3 separate regions of the Homo sapiens genome follow, and all the other regions are linked to region 2. Evidence: chromatin loops called from intact Hi-C (ENCODE). Cell type or tissue: heart left ventricle. All regions are shown on one strand.

The links. A loop is a pair of places that touch in the nucleus more often than their neighbours do. Peaks named below come from ENCODE experiments on the same cell type or tissue, not always from the same donor. Only the 100,000 strongest peaks of a DNase experiment are listed, where the experiment ranks them.
Region 1: a loop joins it to region 2, with 2.9 times the contacts of the local background. A loop is called at or near these places in 12 of 110 quality-filtered maps.
Region 3: it touches region 2 in a loop (25-fold over the local background); 78 of 110 quality-filtered maps call a loop at or near these places.

Annotation. Positions count from the first base shown.
Region 1 is chr2:44,710,895-44,718,894 of GRCh38, reverse strand. It overlaps CAMKMT (calmodulin-lysine N-methyltransferase), which reads right to left. Exons shown (of 11, transcript NM_024766.5): 7 at 3,542-3,608. Among named protein-coding and RNA genes, the nearest start is that of LINC01833, 220 kb to the left of the region's middle. In heart left ventricle, a CTCF peak has its summit at 3,104 (motif pointing right); no DNase peak of the experiment used is centred here.
Region 2 is chr2:44,388,453-44,396,452 of GRCh38, reverse strand. CAMKMT (calmodulin-lysine N-methyltransferase) reads right to left here. Exons shown (of 11, transcript NM_024766.5): 3 at 6,148-6,212. LOC124905998 (a long non-coding RNA gene) reads right to left here and starts at 6,141. Exons shown (of 3, transcript XR_007086301.1): 1 at 2,925-6,141. In heart left ventricle, a CTCF peak has its summit at 3,908 (motif pointing left); no DNase peak of the experiment used is centred here.
Region 3 is chr2:44,951,192-44,959,191 of GRCh38, reverse strand. No RefSeq gene overlaps it. Among named protein-coding and RNA genes, the nearest start is that of SIX3-AS1, 13 kb to the right of the region's middle. RefSeq lists silencers at 3,299-3,488, 6,926-6,975 and an enhancer at 3,359-4,065. In heart left ventricle, CTCF peaks have their summits at 3,181, 3,383 (motif pointing right), 6,627 and 6,829 (motif pointing left); DNase peaks (open chromatin) are centred at 3,401 and 6,448; H3K4me3 peaks cover 2,453 bases; H3K27me3 peaks cover 7,917 bases.

The sequences.
Region 1 (8,000 bases), 320 kb before region 2:
AAGTTTGGGTTATAAAAAAAGTCTTAACACAAGTTCCATAGTTTACTAAAATTCATGGATTATCAAAGAATAATAAAGGTCATAAACCTGAATTCACTAGCAACTTTCACACAAAGATACATACATTCTTAAGTGAAACTTACTTACATCATCACAGCAGGGTAAATTTAATAGACTTTTTAAGAACTCTCAACTAATATTAACCAGAGAATGACGCTATTCACTAATTCTGGAAGACCTAGAAATACGTAGACGTCAAAAGCTCCAAATGGTTCTTTGTTAAACAGTCACAATTTTGAAGACAGCTTTAGATAAACCCAACAATTGAGATACTGTAAATATCCTTGCTCTTTCATCAATCTCTAGCTATATTTAGTAGCATGGTTTCCTTTGTTCAAGAATTATTTTTGATAACTGCATATTTATATTCTCAAAAGCAGAGTACTTTGGACATACTTGTTAAGTGAATGGATGGCTGCATGGATGGACAACAAATAAACCAAATGACTGCATTAAGCTGAGATGTAATGAATATAATTCTTCATATATGTGGATCTTAGATTCAGCTAGGGCTAAGGCTTCCAGACTTTCACCAGCATGTCTTTCACATTTAGCTACAATCAGACTATGATTAAAATGGATAGAGGGAGCAGGAAAGTTTGGTAGCTAAGAGAAGAGTTACTTTAGGCAAGGATGGTGGTGCTTATGACAGCAGAGGTGGATTGACTGTGAAGCTAATGAAGGTTCAGCGTCAGAGCCTCTTGCAAGGCCCCTTCCAAGGCCCTTGGACAAGCCCTAGTAATGTGTTCACATGGTCATATATTTCTGTAAAATTTATCAAAGTAAGGTATAATAGAATTCATTCTTCCTAAGTGGGCCCTCAAAATAAGTTTCAGGCCCCACACAACCTGGGTCTGCCCCTGTGTAAGAGGTAGGAAGAGGTTGGTAGCAGGAGAAATGCTGATAGTTACTGAGAACATCATCGGAGTAGTGGGAATAGGAGCTTGGGTGCCAGTCAAATTTCTGGGCAGCTTGTTTTTTTTTTTTTTTTTAAATACCATTTCTTAGGCTTATAGTTCTCATACCACGACTTTCCTTTCAGCTTATACATCTTCTTTGCAAATGAAGTCACAAGAGACATTCAGCTGTTACAAACCTCATGTCAAGCTTTGAAGTGCTATTTAATAGCAGAAATATTTGGCTCACATGTGGGCTTTATAGCTATGGTAAATACTTCTTAGTTATCTGTCACTACTCTTATTCCACATCTCCAATTTGGAGGAGAAATTCTGCATATGCACTGAGGCACTAAAAAAGAATATTGAACTCTATCTTAGCTCTTTTGTGAATGGCTTCCTTTTATTTCTTCTCTCATGGAACTAATACTTTCATCACATTGTACTGGTTATGGGTGGGAAAGCAGTGGATGGAGGGAGAATACTGATTATTACATCAGTGGCTGGCCATTTCTCTTAGCTTCTTGACAGTTAAGTGATCAGGTCACTCCTTAATATAAGATCAAGGCATTTCAAGGACTAACTCATCTACCTGTTCACTAGAAAGTGCTTTAGTAGACTTTGAACAAAATGCTTACAGGGGTCAAAAGAAAAGAAACTGACCACAATTAGTATGAGATGAAGATGACAAAAAAAGCCCATCCTCATCTTGGAGGTTTCTATATGACTATTATTGACATATAGTCTATATGTCCAGGTACATATCAGAGCAATATATCTAGAAATAGCATTTTTGAGAACAGAAAAATAGAAACAAAGGCCATGTATTAAGCATTTGGTATATGTCCTTTGTTGAATAATGACATTTTGCTTGTTTATGTAACTTAATTATTTTATGAAGAGATGACAGAAAATACCATTGCACTCCATAAGTTAAACACTTGACATTTTTGTTCCTCAAAATGCAACATTTTAGATGTCTAGATATGTTTATTAATTAGTGATTATTAACACCCAGTAAACAACATTATGTCTTGTAAAAACACAATCTCTCTTCACAGCATGAAGCTGAAATCTATTATTCCCTGATTCCATATGCTGAAATACACTCAAATGCTCACAAATGACCTTAAACATTAAATAAATGTAAATGAGGACAACATAGAAAATGCACTTTTGATTGATAACTAAAAGACCAGGTTGAAAATCATGTCCAAAAACGAAGTCCTCTCCAGAAGGGTAAGGCCGTCTGCACTGTGAAGGAAAGGCTGTCCTAACAATGAGGACCCCACAGGTAACGGCAGACCCTTTCTCTTTCTCTCAACCTACCCCAGGTTTTCTGGGAAACAGAAGTGGTTTGTTCATTTATATGAGAAACACAGAATATGCTGTCCCCTGTGCCACCAGCTTACTCCCAACATTTTAAACAGGATTTAAAAATACACTATGGACACTTCATTACATTCACCAATTAATATAAGAGAAAAAAATTATTGCTATTCCATAGCCTCACACCAATATGTGTCATCACTTTGGTTTTTAAGCATTGTAGCTATTTTCATGTCCGAAGCCAGCACACCAAGATCACTGGCTGCCGGGGCTGTATCGTGGGTGTGTCCAAGAGAAATCAGTCTGTGGGCTTTGTCTGTTAATGAGTAGTTTATATAACTAATAAAAAAAATCAAACTGGGAAGTTGGGGTGGGAAAGTGTCTTTACCATAGGGAAAATTCAAAATACCAAATGATGACAGCTTCACAGTAATAAAGAAAACAATTAATTTAACAGAGAGTTATTCTAATAAAGTCTGTGGTTAAATGAATGACAAAAAATGCACAAATACAGCTGTTTCATGTGAAAACTATGAAATGATTACTCACTTCTCTAGATCCATTACCAACAGGGCAAAAATAAAATGTAGCATCACAGAACACACCATTGTTGTGGCTAAGAGCAAGCATTCCTCCTAGTTTGTATAAGAATTAACAGAATCTAAAAGCGAATGGACACCTAGACTATTTTAAAATCATGAAACAGAGCAGGGTTTCTCAGTGTTGGCACTATTGACATTCTGGGCCAGATGTTTCTTTGTTGTACGGGGGTGTCCTAAGCAACATAGGATGTTCAGTGGAATCCCTGGTCTCTACCACTAGATGCCAGTAGCAACATTCCCCGCTCTCCTACCAAGTCATGACAACAAAAAAAAATATCTCCAGGGAATGCCAAAAGTCCCCTTGGGGGCAAAACTGCTCCTAGGCTGAGACTCACTGGAAGAGAGCCATTTAAGGAGTTCCCAGGCCTGGCTTCTCCCAACCTCATACTGTATAATCATAAATCATCCCCAACCCAGTGTTTAATATACTTATCTTGTTTTCTCATCTATTAATTGGAGCTAATGAGAGTGTCTGTCTGCCTCATAGTATTCCAATGAGCATTAAATGAGATAATACTTGTAAAGTGCTTAAAACAGTGCCTGACACACAGCAGGTGCTCAATAAATGTTAGCTATTATTATTTTTAATAACCATCCATAGTATCAAGAAAAGCAATTTCAATGGGAATTTTTTAATGCAGAAAGGTATCTTACCAGCTTGATATTTTCTGGGTCTTAAACACACCAGCCTTCTGATTCCTTGTGATGATGTCTTGCACATCTACAGGACACAGTTAAGAAAACATCTGCACTGATTGTGAAGTGACCAAAAAAAAAGGTCCAGAAACAGTTATCTTTTTTTTTTTTTTTTTTTTGAGACAGGGTCTCGCTCTGTTGCCCAGGCTGGAGTGCAGTGGCGTGATCTCAGCTCACTGCACCCTCTACCTCCTGGGTTCAAGTGATCCTCCCACCTCAGCCTCCCTAGTAGCTGGGACTAAAGGCATGAGCCACCACACCCAGCTAATTTTTGTATCTTTAGTAGAGATGGGCTTCACCATGTTGGCCAGGCTGGTCTCGAACTCCTGACCTCAGGTAATCCACCTGTCTCAGTTTCCCAAAATACTGGGATTACAGGTGTGAGCCACTGCGCCTGGCCAATCTTTTTATCATACATGGGATGAGCACAGCGAAAGGAGAAGAGCTGTATGTGAGGTGTGAAGCAGGATGCTGACTTGCCACAGGCAAGCTCTTTTACTTCCCTGGGCTGCATTTTATCACCTGAGATGGATCATCATGGCAAGCCCCAGAGTTATGAGTGCTGGTGGGAAATGACTGTCCCATAGGTGCCATGTCCTACTTGCTTAAAAGGGCAAGGAGTCCAAAGGCAAGCCTCTCTGTCAGCAGGGAGAGCAATGTCAGTCTCCTGAGACTTTCCAGTGTGAAGTATTTCCAATCTCCTAAATGCTGCTAGGGAGGGGTGGAGAGGAGCAGCAGGATGACACTTGGGAGGAAGTGAGAAGAAAAAGATGAAGAAAATCTTGGAGAATCTTTGAGAGAAAATGAATTACTGAAGAAAGTCAGTTGAGTGAAAAGTCCCCTGAAGAACTGTCTTTACAGACTTACGCTATGGCCTTTGGCATGGAAGGACTTGTACAAAAGAGCCACATTTATGGAAGACATGTTTTCAGGAGCTGGTTCATTACATCACCCAGCGCCATATTTACAAGGGCCTGTTGGAAAAAATAGTCAGGTTTCAGCACCAGGAAAGGCTGGTCTGCAGATCAAGGGATGTTGCTTCCACTTCCTGGCACTATAACTCTTAGAGTTGATCCTCTTTTTCTTTGCTCCAGCACCTGTGCAACTCAGAGCCAAATGTGTGGCCTAACTCTAACAACCACAAAAGACCCTGTTGCGTATGTTTTCTCTACTGACCTCTATTCCTGGCTTCATCATATTTTCCTGGCTTTCCAATTTCCAACTGCCCTCACTTTCCCATTCATTTTATATGATATATTCTATGTGTCATGGTAAGAAGCCTCAAAATCCCTCTTTTGGAATAAGGCAGGTTTACATAAACAAGAAATAAAATAATTCCAGTGAAGGCTGCAAGTTGAACTAAATTGGGCCCATGGGGAGGACACCAAGCAGACAAGCGATGTTCTCCTATTGCTCAGAAAAACAAATTTCCTGAATGCTCAAAGCAAGCATTGACCAAGATCTCCCTGCAAAAACAGAGCCACAGGACTTTTTAACCCAAATCTCTGCTTGAACCACCAGGCACACCCATTTCTTCTCTGAGTGAATAAGCAGGTACTGTGATAGCTTTCTTCCCCCAGGGGTGGGTAGGAAAAATCAATTAGGTCTGCTAATGAAGGGCTTTGTTGAGGTTTACAAAAGTGCTATAATGCAGACTTTTTTTTTCCTGGGTGAACTTTCCTGTATGCAAATTAAATACCGTTAAATTACATTCATTAAAAAAATAAAAGAGACTAATTTGCCTACTTGTTTTGATTAACTAAAATGACACATCGGCCTACAGTTCTGTCTATTTCAGGAAGAAATTATTTCAGGAAAGTCTTCTAAATGAAATGTCTTGCAGAAAAGGACAGCTGACATCTTTATTCTGAGAAGAACAAAATTAGTAAAGAGTCAGCTGACAACTGTTTTTGATTAAGTTCCCCCACACTCTGGCCACACCCTCCTTAGAGTTTCCATGGCATCCAACCGCATGCCATAATGTGCCCAGTACACCTGTAGAGTCGTATGAGTACATGACTAATCTATCAAGCAAAACATATTATTTTGTTAGTGGAGGTAATACTTTTTATAAAATAGTCTCAGGGAAGTTAAATTATATAACTCAGAAAACCTATTAATAATTTTTAGTAAACATCTTAACACTATATACTTTTATACAATTTATAAACCTGTGACTCCAGGTGGTCAGGCTGAAGCAAACATATGTATTTATATTCTAGAAGCAATTTTTTAAATAAAAAAATTCGACAGCAGTATTTAGGCTGCTTTATTTTTAGAACTGGACAGGAAATAAGTTTTGTGGTTTAAGAGGTTTTTTTAAATATTAAAATGAGCATGAGAAGAAAAAATGTCAACAGTATATTAAAATATTACCTTAAGAGATAAATTCAGACATCCTGCTCCCCACCCCTTACTTTAGGTCAGATTTTGATGGTTCTTCTGGACGGCACTGTGTTGTCCAATAATAGATTTTATCATTCTTCTGTGTCACCTCAGTGTAATAAAGGAAATCCAATCACATTGAGTCGATATGTCCAGGATAGTGTTCAACACAACGGGCCAAATCGTGTTCTCTGAACCGCACCCACCTTCTGGAGGACTTCAGTGGGAGGGACTGGGTGCAAAGAAAGCCTTAATGTGATTTCTGATTAAATGAATACAGAGTAATTGCCTCCAATCCCCTTGTCTAGGCAACTGGACTTCCAGAGCTACAGGATATATGTTTGTGGCTAAAAAGAAACCGGAATTCTAACTCTAGGTTTTCTTCTCAAATAAAGCCCCGTTCAGAGGTAGGGCTCCATTTCAATTTTGTTTCAGTTGATTTTTATTCTTAAAAAATATTTTTATATAATAGTAATTTAAACAAATTATATACATGTTATATGTATGCATCATATTGTTAAAAATATCAGCCTCCTCCTGCAATTAGCAATTATTTATCAGTAGTTATATATATATTTTGAGAGTTGGCATGTTGTTTAAGCAAGAAGATATTTCAAAAATAATAACACTGTGATTCACAAAGCACCACTTTCTTGGTTTATGTTATCTTTATTTTCGCTGGAATACCAAAAATGAGGGTAGGAAACTATGAGATTATAATATAAACCCTATTCATTTTGATCTCTCAAGTTTTTTTTTTAATGCTTAATGTGGCAATATTTGCTAATTTAAGGCTGCAAAATATTCTTAAATGTGCTTATTACTCATATGAATTGAGAAGATACCATAGAGGTACTATAAACTCTGTTAGCAATGCCAATTGTTATGTTCGTGGATGAGAGGCCTTTATTTCCAGAGCATGTAAGGAAATGCAAGATGACGTTCACCAAATCATTTTAGTTTTTGGTGACCCAGAATGGTTTAAGTCGAAAAAACATAAGCTTTGAAGTCAAATGAACCTGGCTTCTAGTGCTGGTTCTAATATTTGGGGGCTGCGTGTCCTGGGATAAATTAATCTCTCTGAGCTCCATCTCTAAAACAGAAGTAATGATACCTATTTGTTAGGCTTAATGGAGTATCACGTGTGATGGGCCTGGCACACAGTAGGTGCCCAATTCACGTCAATTCATTATCTTAGTGTATAATTCAGGCAAAAGCTTTGGTAGGGTGAAGAGGTGGGTAAAGTAACTAACATGAGGTTTGGCAGTTACACTTTATTTTCTTTTCCTGCTGCTTAGAATTAATTACCTGAACCGGGCACAGTGGCTCACGCCTGTAATCCCAACACTTAGGGAGGTGGAGGCAGGAGGATAGCTTGAGCCCAGAAGTTCAAGACTGCCTGGGCAACACAGCAAGACCTCATTCTCCACAAAAAGGAGAAGAAAAAAAGTTAGAATTAATTATGTGAACATTTATACTGTAGAATTTAAATAACCAAAGTTATCAAAGAACTTCTGCCCTTCATGTATATAAATGTATTCTAGCCAAGGCAAAATCTGTGCCCCACAAGGATAGGTACTAGACCTATCTTGTTCACTATTGTATCTTTAGCACCTGTAATGACATGCCATTAATATTGGTTGAATTAATTTTAATTTAATTCCAAAAAATACATATTTGTTGTGCTGCTACCCAATCTGAGGCACATATAGTTTACTTATGACTCATCAGTAGATGGAAGTACAGCCGGCATTGGAAGAAGAAGCCTGGACACAGGAAGATGGCCCGGGATTTCCGTGTTATTAACCATCTATGGTACAGGCTGCACAGCCCACACGAAGCTTCACTTATTAGTTACTCAAGTCAGGGATTGTATTAAATAAAAATAATGTTAAACCAGGGGTGTCTCCTTTAAAAAGCACAGGGGATTTACCCATTTTTGGAGAATCCTAAGTTCAAGATCATGATCCACACTGTGCATACTTTGGGGATAAGATGCTTACAGAGAAATGGGTCACCAAACATTGGAATT
Region 2 (8,000 bases):
AATTTTTGGCTACGTTTTTCTCTATCTTACAGGTTTTCAGATTGTCTTTTTATTATGGATTTGTAAGAGCTCTTTATAAAGAAAATACATCTTCATCTGAATATATGTCATAAATAATAATTGCCAGTGTGTAATTTGTATTTCAATTTTTTTGATGCGCTTTTTGAATAAAGGGTCTTTAAATCTTAAATTAGTCAATCTATTAACCTTTAAATTCATGGTGTTTGACTCGCACTTAGAAGGACCTTCTTGATTTCAATATATTAAAATTATTCATCTGAAATATCTAAGAGTGTTATGTTTTTAATTAAATACTTAACCCATATTAAATTTATTTTGGCATATAGTATATAGGAGGGAGTCAGCTTTATTAGTTTCCTAAATTCCTAGGCAATGGTCCCAATACTATTTATTAAAGAATCCATCCTTTCCTCTCTTACTAAAATTGTATCTTCATCATATGTTAAGTCACATATATTTAGGTCTTTGTGAACACTTTATTCTAAAAATATTGATTTATATGTGTATTTCTGCAATAATGCCACACTATTTTAATTGTGTAGCTTTACATTGTTTTCACATAACAAAATAATGTATGATATTAAAACAGAATGGCACATACCAAAAATATCTTCTATCTTGTATTATTTTGAATAACAAAGGTACTGAAAAAATTCAAGAATGAGGCAGATGATATTACTAACCATAAAAAATACAAATACTATTTACAGTTTACTTGGTACTTTCACATTATCTAATATTATGTTCACCTCACTATAAAGTACTTATTGTTTCCTATTCAATTTTACATAAGGAGTTAAGACTTGTACAAAGACTCGTCTACAATTACACAGCTAATAACCCGCAGAGCTAAAACCTGAACTTCATATCCCATGTACCTTCCATAACCACTCTAAATTAAAAACAGAGCAATGACCCATAAAAGCCCAACTTTTTCATTTTTTAATCAAACCACTGTACTGTGTATATGTATATATCTGTATATAAATATAGATATACAATGCATACATGTATATATAATGCATATGTATACACATACACTACATAGATGCATTATATATCTGCATATGTACATGTATACACATATACTACATATATGTATATATGCATATGTATACACACATGCTACATATATGCATTATATAACTACATATACATATACACATACATATGCATTACATATATAGACATCTTTATTTGAATAAGAATAGCATTTTAAAATCCAAGCTGACATTCTTGAAGCTTTGATAATTTCACCAACATTCCAAACCCTAACTTTATAACATAACAACAATGAAACAGAAAAACTAAAAATTTAGACCATATTTCCAAAGAAACTATTACCTTTGGTTTCCTAAATACAAGTAAAAAGTGAAAACATATAATTTTTTTTCCTCTAGAAAAACCAGGAAGATAAATATTTGATTGTCTTTTTTTTACAGGAAAAGTCTTGCTATATTGCCCAGGCTTGCCTCAAATTCTTGGGCTCAAGCAATCATCCAGCCTTAGCCTTCTGAGTAGCTGGGACTACAGGAACATACCTCCACACCTGACTTTTATTTTAATGAGTCTTGCTTTCAATAATAACTGATTACCACCCCAAAAGAGATCAGTTTTAGATACATCACAAACAGACAAACAGATTCTGCTATCAGACCACTAGGAAGCAAAGTCTATAGCTGTGTGCATTAAAAATCCTGGTCAGGTCAGGCACAGTGGCTCTTGCCTATAATCCCAGCACTTTGGGAGGCTGTGGCGGGTAAATCACCTGAGGTCAGCAGTTCGAGACCAGCCTGGCCAACATGGTGAAACTCCGTCTCTACTAAAAAGACAAAAATTAGCTGGACATAGTAGCAGGCGCCTGTAATCCCAGCTACTCGGGAGGCTGAGGCAGGAGAATCACTTGAACCTGGGAGGCAGAGGTTGCAGTGAGCCAAGATTGCACCATTGCACTCTAGCCTGGGGGACAAGAGTGAAACTCCATTAAAAAAAAAAAAAATCCTGGTCAGTCTTAGAATTCACTAGGGAAAACAAAAATCACCACTGTCACATGTACAAGTATATATGGCAGAGGGTCTACAAATTCCTCCAGGAGATAATGTGACACCAACTACCACAGGGTCCTGTCATGGAGCTCAACCAAGAAAAAAAATTTTTTTCAAAGAATAGTAGAGAAGTTTTACCAATACATCCCCCAGACTTAAGCTGCAACATTTGCCAGGAATCCTGCTTCACAATGATATTACTGAAATGATTTAACTGCTGACCTCCTATCCTTTAAAGGATTATATACATTATATTGTACATAGTTTATAATAAATTATACGAAGTACTAACACTTCTGTTCATACTACTCAACAAAGGATGATGTGCTTAAAATGTTCCAATGAATCTACTACAGACCCAAGCATAAGATGAGATGTTATAAACAACAAATAGTTAAATTAGATACTATGGTATCCAAATTTGGATCAAGTAAGCACTGAGAATTACATTTTTAAAAATTCCTTTCAGTAGTGGAACGAAATAACTTTGGAGAAAAGGAAAATGATTTTGGAAGAGACAGCATGGTGCAGCTTCTTTGACCAGAGGTCAGAGGACAAGCTAGAAAGGAGTCCCTGCCCACAGAAAAAGCAGAAGCAAGAAATCTGCTACAATGCTTATAGAGCACTCCCTTGTTACCCAAGGTATCTGAGCGACATATCAAAGGAGACACAGAAGCAGCCAGTACCTCATCTGAGGTGAAAGATGTCATCCTATACTCTTCCCTAGGTAGCTTGTCAGCATGTCTTTCTGGGCACAATGAATCAATAGTAGACACAACCTCCTGACCAAGAAGCTTTGATATCTCAAAAGAAAGTAGGTTCTCAAGTAGTAGAAACCAAATAATGAAATATACATACCTATTCCTAGTTAAAGGTAAGCACTTTCAAAATGGTTTGTTTTCCACCATAGTAAATATAAATATATAAAAAGAAGGTTGGGTCGTATATCACACAGCAATAAATCAATACGCAGACGTGATTCATTCTGTACGAGATTCCTCTTAATTTCTTCCCACAACATTCGAAGAAATTCAAGCAATGAAAAGTTACCTCAAAAATATAAAACACTTTGCAGTTCATACATTTAAAACCACAAAACTTCTATACAAAAAAGTAAATACAAAAAAATTATCTTTTCTAATAGTAAATAAGTTATCTAGAGGTTTATTTTCCAAAATTAAAGAGATTTTTCCACGTCTTTTCACTTAGAGCATAAACCAATTCAGAAGGTAAGACTGATCCTTTCATCTCTGAAAATTTGCAATGAATATAATCATCCCCTGATATTCAAAATGAACTTACAATTGAAATTAATGGTTCTACTAAACCATGACCATACCTTTTTTTACTGTATCTACACATATCAGGTTTTTGTGACTAGAAAATGTTTTAGTTAAGCTGTTTTTTCTATTACTAGGAAGCATTATTAACCTAGAAACAAATTCTTAAAATAAATAGATAATTCCATCTCTTGGTTCTCTCATCTATTAGAAACTTTTTTCCTCATTCTAATTGTCCTTTAACATACTACCATGGTGGTGATTTATGAACTGATACTCTTGTATGGAACTTTCACTCTCTATCAAAAGTACTTCTTTATTTAAAGCTAGAAGTAGAAAAATTAAACTGATATTTTTAAAAATTAAAAAATCGGCCAGGAAAAATCTATTTTTTTGTATTTTTGAATTACTGAATATATTAAATATATTATAAATGAATCAAATAGAAATGTTTAGACACATCTTTATATGTCTACATGGTAAAAGCTTAGGGTTATTATTTGAGCTATTTATCCTAATTATATTGGGCTATGACAAAGAATTATGATTGTGGCGCCCTCTGCTGGGTTTTCTAGTCACAAACTCAATATCACTATTGGCATAATAAAATCAAATTTTTGAGGCATCAAGTGAAAAATCACTTTTTCAGTCCATGGTTACTTTACGTCCAAGATTATATAAAAGTCATAATCAATATTTACTTTATTGGAACAGGACTTTACCAATTTATCATTAAATGAAACATCTATATAGATTTTTCTGTTAAAATAAAAAGTAAACATAAAAGGTACACAAAACAACATATTTTAAGAGGTCTTATTTTTGTCACCACTTCTATCACTCAGCAATATATCCAGGTTTTTAAGGCAACATTTATAATGAGGCATTTTAATAAACAGCTATTTTGCTAATTTTATCTAATTTTTCTGCCCTGTTAGTTCAATTAAAATAGTATAAGACAGAATAATCCTAATAATATTATCTTCTTTATTAGGAAAAAACCAAAAGAGGTTATATAGGTACTCATCGCCAGTAATAATTAATAACTTTTATTGCATATCAACTCTCAGCCATGCAGTATGTACGTACTTTCTTTATAACACAGCCAGCCCTAAGAGATGAAAACAGTTGAGGTTCATAGAGATGATACAAATTGCTCAAGATGAATTTCAGAGCCAGAAGTCAAATGCAGGTGAGTATCATTCCAAAGTCTTAAACCTTTCTACCAAACAAGAGACAACAGTGAAAAAACACCCTGAATATGCAATATTTCCGTTTGTTCATGCAACAACAACACGGGGTATGGAACAAGTTGATGGGAAAAAATGTTAGAGAAGGCTAAGACAGTCATTCATGCCTAAAATAATAATTGATGCCTTTAGGAAATTATTTTTATTTTACATAATGCTGTCAGCTAGTGGCCCTATTTCATACGGAGCCAACTGGGAACAATACTTGACTTTTACATTACTGAATCAAAAATTCCACATTTAACATTCTAGAATCATTTTCTGAAATTACATATGTTTAAGCCTGACTCAATGATATTTAACATTACCCCAGAACTAAAAGAGTATGTATCCTCAACCATCATTGGTATGCTTTGCCCAGTCCTTGCCTAGACCTAATAAAAATATGAGATACACCTAAGTGGGAGAGAATTCACTAAATGCCAACATGGAAAAACTAAAAGGCATTCGGGTTCAAGTTGGTGTTTGGAAAATTTAAAAAAAAAGAAAGAAACTAAAAGGCACATCAGTCACTATCCATAAAAAAGAAACCTACATTATTTTAGGTATTTAGGATAATTTAAGGACATTTATAGATTCCTTAGTGAACCACAAATATTTTTCTATAAAATCAAAAGCTTATCATAATGTGGACATAAGAACAAAAGTGTTGTCTGAGTATTACTGAACACAATTCTATGCAAATCTATTTATTTGATAAAACTGCATTGTTAAGCCAAAGACACTACCTAAATTCAGCCAAAAGTTAACAGTTCTGAAATTTTCTTTGAGAAAAAGAGTATGAGTACTATTTTTACATTTAAAATGCTCATATTTCATTGACAATTCACTATCTTAAGAGAAATGTCCTATACAAAAAACATAAAAAGTCCATAGCTCCTATGATGGTATGCTGTTTAACTCAGTGACATAAAGGTATTCTTGGCTGATGTCTTTCATCACATGAAATTAATTACAAGAATTATAAGAAATATTTAAGTGATTTTCTCAGTGGACAAATCTATCACCAATTAATCAGAAGCTTTGATGAAAAGGCAATATATTCTGTAATATTGTAATACTGCATCAAACAAAAACACTCTGGTATTAATGTATAGTAGCATCAAGAAAAATATGTTCTGGGTTTATTCTACAGTGAAAGTAAAGAAGCAGGGAATGGCAAAGAAAGCACCCGAAACAAAGCAAAGAAGGAAGAAACAGCCCCACTACTGAATTAACTGAGGTCAAAATGGAAACAAAAATAAAAGGGACAGTACTTCAGTGTCCAGTGTTCTTTCTGACCTACTCTCTCCATCTCCCTCTCTCTCTCCCTCCCCCACCTCCCCCCCACACACACACACCTGCGAAGTTTAGAAACTGCAGTATCCCATTTTGTCGGTGTACCTTATACAAGGCTTATTTTGCAGCTAAAGACAGTCAAACTTTCTATTATATATACATATATGCATACATTTAGTGAGTATAATAAATATTAGTGAGAAGAAAACATCAACTATAAATTCACTTTGTAAAACACTAAATATATTTCTATAGAGTGAATGTATAACTTACAAACATTTCCTGTATTGTCAAAGCTGGTAAGGACATCTTCAACATTCAAGGATCCACTATTATGCCTAGAAAGGAGTAAAGCGTTTGCTTTAATGATTCTGAAATGTTAACATTTTTAGTATTCAAAAAAGCTGAGACTGAGACTGTATATTATGGTATACCCAATAGCAATAAATTATTCCATGCTATATTTTAAGAATATTTTCTGCCCACTAGAGGGAGAAGGAAAGAAATAACAGTATGGTCCTCAGAATATTTAACATAATGACTTTTTAAATGATTAATCTACATCTTAAAGTACTAACAAATAATATTTACTTGTTGGGTTTTCATTATGTAAAGGGAAGTTCTTAACCTTTTTAAAGCCAAAAACCCACACAGTATACTTAGAGAATCAAGCTGAAAAATCATCACCTTCCAGAACCACACTCAACAATACATAAATTTACTCTATAACAGCACAAAAAATTCAGAACTTCAGTCACAAAGAAATAGCCAATCTTCAGGTCTGCTATTCCATCTACAGACAGTTATGAATGTCAGGGAGCAAAGTTTTTGTATCTTTTGCCCACTAATCTTAATTCTAATGCCTTTAATTCTAATCCCGCTTCAGTTAACAACTCTTTTAAATATTTGACTTGACACTGATATTTTATTAATACCTATGAAAAATACTATTTGTTATATACAAATAGACTCAATTGTGCAATAGGTCATAGAGTTTGAGTTTCTCAGGGGAAAAAAAAAATTAGTGCTAATCCATCTACAATCCTCTACATTCTCTCCCATATAATTTACAGCTGAAGTTCTTTAGAATGTTATAAAAGTTTGTAATAACCATTGATAATTCATAAAAATTTACTTCAACATTCACTTTGTCATTTAAAACTTGTCATAAGTGATATATAGAATTACGGACTGAAGTGTGCCTCCCACTTTCCCCAAATTCTTATGCTGAAGCCCTAACCCTGGTACCTCGAAAGGTGACTATATTTAGCAATAGGGCTTTTAAAGGTAATTTAGTTAAAATAGGGTCATTAGGGTGGGCCCTAATGCAATGTGACTGGTTTCTTTATAAGAAGAGGAGGTATTGGGAATCTCACCCCCATCCCCCACAGCAGCTACAGCAAGACCCACCCAAGGAGATTCTGAGCTCAGACAGGCCTAGCCCTGCCCCTACATGATGGTCCTTCCCTACCCAGCCTGGTAGCTGAAGACAAAGGGCATATACTCTTGGGAGGTCTAGGGCCCCGCCCACCACCAGTTCCTCTCCGTATTACTACAGTTGATGCTCTCTGGAAAGCACCACCTCCCAGCAGGAGGTCAACCAGCACAAAAAGAGAGCATTAAACCACCAAAGCTAAGAACCCTCACGGACTCCATTGTACCCCCCACCCCGCCACCTCCACCAGAACAGGCACTAGTATCCACAGCTAAGAGACCCATAGACAGTTCACATCACAGGACTCTGTGCAGACAACCTCCAGTACCAGCCCAGGGCCAGGTAGACTCACTGGGTAGCTAGAACCCAGGAGAGACATCACAGCAGTTCTGCTCATAGGAAGCCACATCCATAGGAAAACGGGGAGAGTACTACATCAAGGGAACACCCAGTGGGACAAAAGAATCTGAACAACAGCCTTCAGCCCTAGACCTTCCCTCTGACGGAGCCTACCCAAATGAGAAGGAACCAGAAAAACAACCCTGTTAATGTGACTAAACAAGGCTCTTTAGCACCCCCAAAAAAATCACACTAGTTAACCAGCAACGGATCCGGACCAAGAAGAAATCCCTGATTTACCTGAAAAAGAATTCAGGAGGTTAGTTATTAAGCTAATCAGGGAGGCACCAGA
Region 3 (8,000 bases), 560 kb before region 2:
AAAATCCCAGCTCCTTCTGGCCCATCTGCAGGGTCGCTGTTTCCTCTGCTTCTGGACAGGTCATGATGACTCTGGTATCTCTGAGTCACTCTTCCCAGCTTAGCTTACTGTCCCCACCCTGTCTCTAAGCTGTTCTCCAGTGACTCAGGAGCCCAGATGTTCCTGGGGCATGCAGTTCCAAACTCGCATCATTGCAAGTTTTTAGTTTTAAATAAACATAGAAAACAATACAGCCGGCCGGGCACGGTGGCTCATGCCTGTAATCCCAGCACTTTGGGAGGCCAAGGCAGGCAGATCACTTAAGGTCAGGAGTTCAAGACCAGCCTGGCCAATATGCTGAAACCCTGTTTCTACTAAAAATAAAAATAAATAAATAAATAAGCTGGGCGTGGTGGTGTGCACCTGTAGTCCCAGCTATTGAAGAGGCTGAGGAAGGAGAATCACTTGAACCCAGGAGGCAGAGGTTGCAGTGAGCTGAGATGGAGCCACTGCACTCCAGCCTGGGTGATGGAAGGAGACTCCATCAGAGGGAGACTCCATCTCAAAAACAACAACAAGAATAACAACAATACAACCGAAGTTCTCACAAAGAGACAAGGGGGGAGTGTTGACACAGAAGGAAGAGCTAAACAGCTGCAGACGGAGGTGACACCCACTGAGGAGGGAGCAGCCTTCCCTGGAGGGACAAGGGGATATGTCACAATTCTATTTGTCTCTGATGGAGCTTTGGGAAAGGAGCACCACAGGGTTGGCCTGGATTATCCCCCAGAGCTCAGGGCCCCCAGCCACTCCCTTCCAAGGGACCCACATTCTCCCCTCCAACACACACTACCAGGGCTCCAGTCTCTCCGCTTTCCTGGAAGATGGAAGAGAGGAAAGCTTGGACTAGAACTTCTTACCCTATTGCAGGGGGACTTCAGGGGGAGAAAGAGGACTAGCAAGAATCCTATAACCTCAGGCCCTCAATTCCCTCAACTATAAAAATGAGGATGAAAATACTGATCTCCCAGGATGCTGCAAGGATGAAAAAAAAAATAAGCTGGTGTAAGAACCTAGGACATGGCTGGATGCCTAGAAAGCATTCAGTCATAAATTTTCACTTTCTTTCTCCTTCGCAGCTGTCTTTCTCATGTAAAGTTTTCACATTTTAGGCACTTACTATGGCTTTATGATAGAGACGGATTTTCCCCCAGGACATCCAGGGGATAGGGTGAGCATCTGGCTGCCCCTACCTGACTGACCCGGAGAGGTGGAGTTAGGTGTTCCCTGGGTCTGGAGAAAGGGAGAATTCTGGCATCAAGGGGAGAGTCTGACTCTGGGAGAGAACGGCCATGAAAAAAATGCCTGGAGCCAGGATCTTATCTACCTTCTCCAGCTTGTGTAGAAATCTAAGGGCTGGGTGCGGTGGCTTACGTCTGTAATCCCAGCACTTTGGAAGGCCAAGGTGGGAAGACTACTTGAGCCCAGGAGTTTGAGACCAGCTTGTGCAACATAGTGAAACCCTGTCTCTTAAAAAAATACAAAAATTAGCTGGGCATGGTGGTGTGCACCTTTTGTCCCAGCTACTCAGGAGGCTGAGGTGGGAGGACTGCTTGAGCCCTGAAGGGTGAGGCTGCAGTGAGCCATGATAATGCAACTGCACTGCAGCCTGGGTGACAGAGCGAGGCCCTGTCTCAAAGGAAAAAAAGAAATTTAAGACCCTAGCCCCTGAGGCCCTCCAGGATGCCAGCAGCTTTGCTGGGCTGGCCCTGTGACCCTGTCCCACAGCCAACTTGACCTACTCTTCCTGCAAACTACCAATCATGGTTTGTCTCATTACGTTGTTTAAATTCCCAGTCTCTCCTGACTTCCTCTCCCACCATGAACCTCTTTATCATAAGACAATCCAGGCTCAATCCCAAAGGACCGCAAACCGTTTCCAAAAACCCTGGGAAATTCATAGTTTTGGAGATTTCAGAAAGGTACCTATAATGGTCCGTATATTCTGTATTACATAACACCACCCAAGGGGGTCCAGAGCAGTACCTGTAATCCAACACATCAGCATTTCTGCAGTGAAACATCTGATATCTATGACAAGCAGGATAAATAAAGACTATAAATAGCTTCATACTGTTTAGGTCAGGTTTGGCTGCCAAATAGTTTTGGCAGCAAACATACCAAACAAACAAAAAACCCCAAAGCTTTTAGAATGATTGCATCTGTAGAGAAGAGAGTAATGGTTAGTATTTATGCTGCCTGAGAGAGAAGCAGGCAAGCAAAACTGTAGCTGAGAAAAGGAAAAGAGCCTGTGATGGCTCCTCTTAACCACTCCCCACCACCACCACCACCATCCTCTTTCCAGACCACCTGGCATTGGAACGCAGCCTCCCTTAGGCACCATGGTGGACTCTATAGAGCAATCGGCCACCTAACTAGCTTTGTACTTAAGGACAGAGACTTAGCCAGAATCTCGGTTTCCTTGTCTATTTAAATGGAAAACGAAGCAATTCCAAATATTCCTTTCACTGCTGACACTTGATACTCTTATCAATACATTCGCCCAAGCTGGCTGGCTATGCTGTCCAGAGCAAAGCAATGTCTTCACCATCAGACTGTGGAGCACCCCAGGAAACAGCTGTCCCTCTCAGCACCCAATGCTCTTTTGTACCCAGGTGTCTTTGGACACACACTTCCCAGTCCCTTGACTGTCCTTCCCTCCTCACTGGCCTGGAAAACTCATGCTTATCCATCAAGATTTGTTTCAAAGGCCCTCCTCGGGCTCCCACTTTGTCCATACCTCCATATGGCAGCTTCAATGATAATTTGTGTATTGTGTTTCTCTGCTTGCACTAAACTATAATCGCAGGGCCAGGGTCTAGGCTGCCATTGGCTGTCTCCAAGGTGTGGCAGCGTCAGGCATATGGAAGGCCTTCAGCAAGCCCTTGTGGAGAGGAGAGGGTACTAGCTCCGCATGGCTTCCCACCAGACAGCCTATCACCATGGAAGACAGCCCCACACTCCCGCTGTAGGAGACCTAGAGGCATCTATCTGCAAGACAAGAAGTTAATAGTGCCGAAGAAGGGAAATATTAGCATGAGACCTATTGCAAGTCCAGGTGGGCAGCCACGGGATCAAGTAGTAAAGCAAGAGAAAGGAGCTAGAAAGGTGACTCCAAATCCCACAGGCCAGGGTGGAGGGTCCTACCCACGCAAAATGGTGGACTTTGGTATAAGACAGCGCGCAGTCCCTCAAGAGGAGAAGCAGGCTATCCCGGTGGAAGAGGTGTTGCGAAAACTCGAGCAGAAAAGGACAGCGCGGCAGGGCAAGGCCCCCCACACCACCCACGTGCACTACCAAGGCCCGCGGTGCGGAGGGTTCGCATGCTATGCACCATCGCCGCGAGGTGGCAGCAAAAACCCGCCAGTGGCCCCAGAGCGCGCTGCTTTCCGCCTCCAACCTGCAGTGCTTTGCGCCAGGGTGCGCACAGCCAGCGCGAGGGGCGTCCGGCCGCGGAACCGCGGGGTCCAAGGCTGAGCACTGCTGCCAGGCTTCGGGGTCCTCGGAGGCCAAAGAGGGGACTTCCCTGGGTCTCTGGCTCTTGAGAGCTCCCAGACTGGAGTCTGGCAACTTCTTGGGGGCATCATGGAATCTAGCTATCCGACCTGCAGCCTTCCTCAGCTCTCCCATCCCTGGGGGAACGGGTCCACCATACTCCTGCCTCCCCGCTGGCCCGGCGTGAGGGGTTGCGTCCTGGACTCTTCTGCGGGGACAGAGCCCTAGTCCGCCTACATCCTTCACCACATACCTCCTGCTCCTACCCACCGCTCCCGCCAGCACGCGAGAGCGGGTCTGGAAGCTGAGGCTTCCCTCCCTGTCCTGCTCCTGGGTACCTGCCACACACGCGCCCACACAGTCGGAGACAGTTGCGGGCGTGGAGTCACCCAAAGGCCACGCACGCAGACACGCACTGGCACAGATGCGCCCTGGTCGCACCTACACTCCAAGCTCGCTAGGAGCAGATGTGAAAGGCCCAGGGGTGCAATGTGCAATGGAAGAATCGCAGGACTAGGGGCCGAGAAACTTGAGTTTGACTTTGACTCACTCCATTTCTCTGGGTCTCTAAACTCTCGCGTGTCCAATAACAAGATCGCCAAGCTGCCTGGAAGCCGACGCCTCCTCTGCGTGGAAGCGCCGCGGCAGCCCGGAAAAGCCTCTCTGAATGTCCCAAAAGGGCAAATGGAACATTCCCGCGCTGGGTTGGCTTGACCCCTGGAGACCGAGGCAAGGAGGTCGCGCGAAAACGGTGTGCAGGAGGCTGCGCGCACTGAAGTTTCGCAGAGCCTGCGAAGACTCAGGGGTTCGGAGGCGCGCGCGTCCTGGGTCCCTTGCGACACTTCTGACCCTCGGTACCCTTCTCACGGGCCACGCTTCCACTCACCCAGTGCGCTGCTCTCCTCGGGTCACCCCAGTTACTCCTGGAGGATTTGGAGCCTGGGACTCGAGCTTTCACCGTCCTCCCGCACCCCAGTGCCAGCTGTTATTGTGCAGTAGAACAAAGGCCGAAATGGGTGGGTATGGGAGGAGACCTGGCCCTACAGGACTCCCATTCTGGTAGGGAATGGGTTTTGGAACAAAGTGCAAGGGTTTGATTGGTTCGCGGCGTCCACCGACAGACCCCTCTAAGGAGCACGTGTGAGCACGTGAATTGTGAGCGCACAGGAAGCTGAAGGTCGGAGGGCAGCCTATAAGGTCTGCAGCTGGTCATCAAGTCCTCACCATTCCTCCTTGGAAATGCCTTTAACCCATTCTGGCGTCTTAGCTCAGTCCTGCCTATTGGAATAGTTTCCTAGGGGCCTTCCTGTCTACAGCCTCACTGCCCCCGACTACAGTCCTTAAGCAGGACACTGGATATTACCACTTAAGCTTTCATACAGTTTTTTTGTTTGTCTGTTTGTTTGTTTGTTTGACTGTTTTGAGACGGAGTCTCCCTCTGTCTCCAGGCTGGAGTGCAGTGCGGCAATCTCAGCTCACTGCAACCTCCGCCTCCTGGGTTCAAGTGCTTCTTGTGCCTCAGCCTCCCGAGTGGCTGGGATTACAGGCATGTGCCACCACCCCCAGCTAATTTTTGTATTTTTAGTAGAGACGGGGTTTCACCATGTTGGTCAGGATGGGCTCGATCTCCTGACCACGTAATCCGCCCGCCTCGGCCTCCCAAAGTCCTGGGATTACAGGCGTGAGCCACCGCGCCCAGCCACTTTCATACAGTTTTATTTGGCTCCCCAGTACCCATGGGATCAAGGCCACACAACTTGCCTGATCTTGTAATTAATCCCTACTCCCTCTTCCCTCAGAATCAATTACCAACCTCTCAAAAACCCATGGGCCCCACACTACAGTACTCCCGGCGGGCCAGCCACACTGCACTGCTCCCCACTGGACCTGACACCTCCTCCATGCCTTCCCACCTGCCATTCCTGCCTAGAATCTCCTCCACTCAATCCGATTCATCCTTCTGGGTCAGTGCCATCTGCTCAGAGAACTCAGAGAAGCCCTCTCTATCCCCACCGCCAAAGTTGTAGTAATTAATTGCGAAGTTGACACTCCGGGAAACACTGTGTGCAACTCCACGGGGTTGGTTTGTTTTTAAGTGGTGACCTCAACTGTCCCTCCTACTGGATCGTGAGAAACTTGAGGACAGGGCTCAATTGTGCTTGTCCCTCTCCCCTCCATTCTTCGAGAACTTAGTTGATATTTCTGCATCATGCTCACAAGCACTGGACAAGCCCCCGGGCTCATCTGCAGGTAGACTTGTCACCCGCACAAGGTAAATATTTCTCTTGCAATTCATGAGAATCTGCACAACAGTCTCACTGCACACTCAACAACGTTCACATGTATCCACACACTTCACATCCTCGATTCCCAGGCCCACTGGGAAGTGCTGGTGGTTTAAGCGGAGGCCGGTCCGCTGTGGGAGCGGAGGCCCCTGAAATCCCCGCTCTTTCTCCTGGCTTGGTAGGTCTGCCTGCACGTAGCTGCTTGCTGAGCGCTTGTCTCGCGTCTGGTCCTCCTAGGCAGCGCGTAGGAGGCGCGTTCCTGCAAAGTCCTAGTGCAGGTGGCGGGAGCGATGGCGCGCCCAGAAGGGCAGAGCCCAGGGCCGCCCGCTCCCGGTCCTATCCCACTCCCTTCTCCCGCTTTTGCCTCATCTTGCGTGCCCAGAGAGGCGTCTCAGAAAAGTATTTCCCCCGCTATCGGGAGCGCACGGCGAGGAAGACAGAGAAGGTCATCGAGTGTGTTGGTGTAGCCGGGTGAAGGTGGAGGTTGGCTGTGTGACAGTGGCCAAATTATGGCCCTCTCTGAGCTTCCGTTTCACCTCCCGGTATAAGCGTAGCCGCTTCAGCTCAGACACACAGGGGAAAGGCAGCGGTGGCCGGGGCCTGGGTTCCGTGCGCCCGCACATGTACAAGTGTCCGTCGGTCCTCTGTCCTTCCTCCCAGTCGGGCCTGGCCAGGCGGCGCCAGTGTGTCCCGGGCGAGGTAGGGGCAGGCAAAAGGCGGCTGCGCCTGTCCCGGGCTGCAGAGGGAGAGGCGCATACGCAGGGAATTAGCAGCGCTTCCAGTCGTTAAGGGGCCTTGCTAAGATATTCTGTTGAATGGCGGCAAATTAATTATTATGGTAAATATCGCAAAATCCAACAAACCAAAGGCAGTGCGGGCCCAGCCACAGGCCGGGCCATCGCCTGAGGCAGCCCAGCCCCGCGGGAACCGGGTGCGGAGAAAGACGGCGCGGCTGCAGGACCAGGGCATCAGGCTGGGAGAGGCCGGGGCTTCGGCCACAGCGCCTCCCAGCGGCCTGAAAGAAGAAAGACGGAGTCCGAGCCTGAGAGGTGGGGACAAAGGCCCAGCGAGAGAGCGCCGCGAAGGCCGGAGGGCGGAGCGGGGACCAAGGGGCGCGCTCCCCACCGGGCCACGTCCGCAGATCCCGGACCCCTGCCCCGGGGGCCGCGTCCCCCACGCCCCGCCGCGCTCCCCCTCACGTCTGGACCCTGCCTTGGTCCCTCGGACCTCCTGTTTCGGTTCCTGGGCCCCGCACACTCTTCCTGCCTGCAGGGATCCGAGAAGTCCCCAGGGAACTCGCCCCTCCTGCCAAGCCTCATCTTTTCAGAAAAAAATAAAAATAAAAAATAAAAGATAGAGAACAGCCAGTGCCTGGCTGGTCTGTAGCTCCTCCAGCCACACAGCCATTTCCATCCTCAGGCAGAGAGGGCCTCCACCCTGACTGAGCCTGCCGTGAGCAGCCTGGCGGGGCTGGAGTGTAGGCAGAGCCTGGCACATGCATGTGTGTGTGACTTGCCTGTGCTCTCCTTTCTTGCCAGCACATTCTGTAAAGGTCCTCGACGTCTTGACGGGTTAGACTCCTGCAGGTTAAAGCCCTTTTCTTTTCCAAAAAGAGTGTGTGTAGAAACCAGTTAGAGTCGTGGTTTTATTTGTAAAAAGTGGGGAGTCGTTGCTAGGAGTGGAGATATGCTTCTGTCCCTTGCGGCATCCCTGAGCAGAAGTGGGTGGTTGCCTATGCCCACTGTAGAAGGCAGAGGGGTGTGTGTGTGTGTGTGTGTGTGTGCATGCAGAGCAGTGACTGTGTGTGTCTTACGAATGGAATCATATTGGGGGCATCTCTAAGAGTGTGTAGTGTGAGGGGAAAAGCTGCCCCTGAGTCCAGGGAAGGGAGGCATGGGAAGGTGGGTGCTTTCTTGGGTGGGCCTCTTCTGGGCAGAGGAAGCTGCATGACCTCCCCAGCCCACAAGGGGAATGGGTGCTGTTGGGCCCCAAACTGCTGTGCACCCCCAGTATTCGTCCCACTTCCCAAGTCCAGCCGGCCACAAGTCAACGTGCTCCCCTAGGCGCTTTCTTGGAGAAGGAATTGCTCTCCTGCTGCAATGGCACCCTCTCCCCAACCAGCCTTGGCCCTCCCCCTGCTTAAGCCTGGGAAGCTGCTCCCCATCTTCCCTCAGACCCTTC